2 separate regions of the Homo sapiens genome follow, and region 1 is linked to region 2. A link is an interaction called in ENCODE POLR2A ChIA-PET data of the cell type or tissue named here. Cell type or tissue: endothelial cell of umbilical vein. All regions are shown on one strand.

Region 1 (2,500 bases), 710 kb before region 2:
ATAAATATAAGTTATTTTTACTGTGAGATTATTCTTTATGTGACTTGCCCAGAAACACATTCTTCACAAACATTTAGAAGCTCAAATATAAAATATAGTTAAGTGTTTATTGAATAGATGCTTTACTGTTAACATGGCTCTTAGCACACCAGGGCTCCAAAGAGTTAGGGGTAAAAGAAAGACAGGGAGTGAGAGAAAAGCATAAGACCGTAACTAAAACGATAACAAAACAAAGTCCTAGAAGCCAAATAAACAAATATTGTGTTCTCCCCAGAATGTTTAAAAATCTTGGAAAGGAACTGCATACGGAGCCTCGGGGTAGTACTGACTTGGCATATCAAGCCCTTGTGCAACTGATTAACCCGACATTCCCCTGGGTAGGGGAGTATTACTAGGTCACTTTTTTCTTTAATGGACAAACTGTTCTCGAACAATTTGCAAGACATAAACAAGCTATTGTAACATACCAATCAAAGAGGGTAGTTTTGTCCTCAAAAATGCGATGATGTAACCAAGTCAAAACAACCGCCACCACCACAACCACCACAACCGGGCAATCAGACAAACAAACATATCCCAATTCCGTCTGCCTAGCTCTGGATGGGCTCTTCTTTACCCACTTTGATGTATAAACACACAGTCCCACATCTGCAAAGGTTAAGTCCCAGATCAATAGCAAAGTTTACAAGACCTCCAAAATCTATTGGATGTTCTTCATCCAAGAACTTAACGGTTTTTGAATTAGAATACAGAGTTCACAATATAAAGGGTTCTCTTGAAAAATCAACTTTTGTCTCTAAGGAGGCCCTCCATAAAAAAGTCAATCCTTGGGTTTCATTCACTCTGCTTTCTTCACTTCCTCAGATTAGGAAGTCATGGGATAGAAGACAGTCCCAAATTGCAAAATTTGGTGACGTGTTCTGAGCAGAAGTTCAGCCACCTTGTTATTTTAGCAGACCAGGTCGGCCAGCCCAAAGACATAATTTAGCTGAGTGAGGAACTTGTTCCCTCCTCCTGCTTCATTTGGCCAGCTGCCTCAGAAGGTCTTTCATTCTGGAGTGCAAAGGATTTATTGCTCCCTTTTATTCCTCCAGCAGTAGTTCCAGTTCACTGAGTTTCAAGTTCAGCGAGCTCAGCTTTGGCATTCAAGGATCTCCTTATGTCTCATCCTAAAGAGAATTTGTCCCAGGTCCATTTGCCAAGGACATGGTGACAGTCCCCTTCCTGGCACTTGAGTCTCCAATATTATGCTTCTTCTTATAAACAGACCCATCCAATCACTTGAGTTCCTTCTTCAGGTCTTACTGGCACTTCCTTGGCTTAACTGACACGGCACAATGTTATAAACTGACAGAATAATCATATTAGACAGGAATTAGAACAGAATAAAGAGGTCCGCTAGTCTACAGGTCAACAAGCAACAGCCAAATGGCCAAATCCAGACCACCTCCTGTTTTTGTAGATAAAGTTCTTTTGGAACATAGCCAAGGTCATTCATTTACTTATTGTCTATGGCTGCTTTTGCATTCCAGTGGCAGAAATGAATAGTTGTGACAAATACCATATGGCCTATAAAACCTAAAATATTTAGTTACCAGATTTACAGAAAAGTTTGCCAAACCTGATCTAGTCCATAGACTCACATTACAGATAAGAAAGTTAAGATTTAGTAGGGTTAAACAGACAGGAAATAAAATTTTCAAAGCAAAATACCCAGGGCAGTGCCAGGCATATGGTGCATACACACTGAGTAAATACCACCTCTGGTGTTTGACAGGACATTTCGTATTCTTTTCATATGGAAATGGACTAAAATGATTTTTCAAAGATAGCATTGTTACCCTTGAGGAATTCATTGCCTAGAAAGGAGAAAAACATATAAACAGATCATTTTAACATGATATTGTGTGTATTCGTTTTCTGTTGTTACTACAACAAAGTACCACAAGCTTGGTTGTTTAGAAGAACAGAAATATATTTATCTTACTGTTCTATAAATCAGAAATCAGTTATGCATATCAATGCACTAAAATCAAGGTGTTGGCAGGGCAGCATTCCTTTCTGGAGTCTCTCCAGAGAATCCACTTCTTTGTCTTTTCCAGCTTCTCAAAGCTACTCCTCATTCTTTGGCTTGTGGCCCCTTCCTCCATCTTCAAAGCCAGCAAAGACACGTTAAGTTTTTCTCACATCACATCACTTCAAAGACCTCCTCTGTCCTCTTCTTCCATTTGCTATCACACTTGTAATAGCGTTGGGCCCATCCTTATACTCCAGGATAATTTCATTATCTTAGGTTAGCTGATTAACAACCTTAGTTCCATGTGCATCATTAATTTCCCTGTGGCATGTACCCTAACATATTCACATGTTCCAGAGATTAAGACGTGGACAACTTTGAGGGCTATTATTCTGCTCACCACAACATACCATAAGAAGGGAAGTCTGCACATAGTGCTAGACTCAGAGTAGGAACATCAGTGCAAGGACAAGTATAGACAAG
Region 2 (2,500 bases):
TTCACTTGAAATTTTTTTCCTCAGCATTCACTGACCAAACATTATAAAAATGTTAAAAAGTCACTTATAGACCCCAAAAAGTTCTATCTACAAGGAGAGCTCATGAGTGGCCTCATATAATAACCAGGAAAACCTTTAACATTTGCAAATGCCATGAAACACCAAAAAACAAGATAATCACAGTATGATAAAGGGTGCAAGACCTACAGAGTCTACTGCATCTCATTATGGTCAATGTGTTCAGAAAGAGTGACATTTTGTTGGCATGGAGACAAATGTCTCCTAAAGTGAAAGGTCTTCTCCAAGCGTGTGTGGATACTTTCGACTTTTGCTGTAGTCCCTAAACATGTAGGTGGCTTCAACTTTAAGTCAGATATTCAAACCTGTGAATAACGGGACTAATTGTTTGCATTTAAAAGGCTTCAATTACGGCTTTTTATTTCTTGAGTGTGTGTTTGTGGGATAGATAGATAGATAGATAGATAGATAGACAGATCGATAGATAGATAATAGATATTAAGCATTTTGGAAGATAAAAAAAGAATAAAGCCGAGAAAAGCGTTCATAATCCTACTACTGTAAGAGAGCTACTGTAAATATTTTTGTCAATTGTGTACTATTATTTACATCCAGTCTATTTTCTACAAAGAATATATTTTTAAAAATTGCTGTGAATATACTGTATACAAATATTATATAGATATATAATATGCATATATCTCTATATACATATTCTACTTCTTTCCACTTTACATATTACCATAAGTATCTTTCAATTCTAATTTTTCGAAATTAGTTGTATTGTAATTTACTTAATCATTCTTCATCCAACATTCTTTCTTCCAGCCTAGTCATGATAGGACATGTAGGTTGTTCAAATTTTTTGTTGTTAGAATACAGCGCTAGGATGCATATACTCATTCACTGATTTTTCCTGTATGTTGAATTATGCATTAAAGATAGATTCCTAGAAGTGGAATCTCTGGGTCAAAGGGTCTGCTTATATTTATGATTCTTGGTATATGTGGCCAATATATCTGAAAAAGTCATACTAATCAACACAGTAGGACCTAGTCTCACTGCACTTCACCAAGAGTTATTTAAATGTTGGCTTTCACAGTGAATATAAGTGTTAGTTCAAAGATCTTATAACTACTTGGCAGAGAGGCCAATAGATGTCAGAAAACATGAAGGGAAGAAGAGAAGAGACACTTAAAACTCAAGTGCAGCATTAGAAGTAAAAGCCATTGATAACTGACAATTGGTTAGAAATTAAAAAAGCATCTTTGAAGTCATAATGTACATCAATACAATAACAGGCCTCAGTTTACCAAAGTGGATACTGCAACAAAATAAATGATTCGGGGTGAACTGGTGATGGGAATCAGCTCTGCCACCAATTTGCTAAGTGGTGTTTGCAAATTGCTTTCCTCTCTGGACCTTTCTCAACTGTAGAACTGGTAAGCCGAAAGATGAAGATAGATGCTTTCAGAATTTAGAGAATTGGGTTGTACTCAGATAATGCAGACAAACTCATAGGGTTAAGGGGTCTGATAGGAGCTTCTCCTCTGTAGACACCGAGACTCATAACTCTGATGAGATCCACAGTTCTATTGGAGTTGTGCAATGAAATAGCAGACACTCTTGGAATCTCTTGGGGCTCCCCCAACTTCATGAATGAATCTCTAAGTTCTGCATGCCCCATATAAACTGATGACAAGATCTTTGAGAGCACTGTTTCCTTAGTGGGTTTCCACAGAGAAATTTTGAATATGGGGGTCCACGAAGTGGCTTGAGCCATCTACCCCAACAACAACATTTGGCCTTTGGTGCCTCTCTAGTATTCTCCTGATGGTTATGCAGATGGTGGCATACAGAAATGGAGTAAATTAGTAAACTAAAAGAATAAATGAGGTGCCCCATTTCTCTGACTCTATTCTAGGAAAATGAGTGAGAAGCAGGATCTCCCAGATTTCAGGAGAGATCTGGGTCACTTTTTGGAGGTTTCTGGTATTGAAAATTATATATATATATCCTCCAGCTGTATATATATATATATATATATATATATATATATATATATATATAACATCTCTATATGATATACGTATCTATCTATACCTCTATAGATATCTATAGATATCTATCTATATCTCTATATGATATATAGAGATATAGATATCTCCTCCAGGTAATAGACTTAATTTTTAAGAACATGTTTCAATTCACAGAAAAATTGAGCAGATGGTACAGAGAATAACCCTGTGCCCAGTTTCCCCTATGATTAACATAATACATTATATGGTACACGTGTAACAGTGAAACAATATCGGTACATTATTATTCACTAAAGTTCATCATTGATTCAGATTTGTCTAGGTTGATCTTATGTCTTTTTGTGGCCAATTATTCCATCTAAGATTCGACATTATATTAAGTTGTCATGTCTCCTTAGGCTAATCCTTGCCTGTGACAATTTCTCAGACTTTCCTTGTTTCTG

What was found. Peaks named below come from ENCODE experiments on the same cell type or tissue, not always from the same donor. Only the 100,000 strongest peaks of a DNase experiment are listed, where the experiment ranks them.
Region 1: POLR2A ChIA-PET joins it to region 2 with 9 read pairs; 3 of 35 experiments call an interaction of 5 or more read pairs at or near these places.

Annotation. Positions count from the first base shown.
Region 1 is chr3:188,467,390-188,469,889 of GRCh38, reverse strand. The region is part of intron 4 of LPP (LIM domain containing preferred translocation partner in lipoma); the gene reads right to left. Among named protein-coding and RNA genes, the nearest start is that of LPP-AS1, 100 kb to the left of the region's middle. In endothelial cell of umbilical vein, no CTCF peak of the experiment used is centred here; a DNase peak (open chromatin) is centred at 1,439; H3K27ac peaks cover 319 bases.
Region 2 is chr3:187,753,911-187,756,410 of GRCh38, reverse strand. No RefSeq gene overlaps it. Among named protein-coding and RNA genes, the nearest start is that of BCL6, 9.7 kb to the right of the region's middle. In endothelial cell of umbilical vein, no CTCF peak of the experiment used is centred here; no DNase peak of the experiment used is centred here.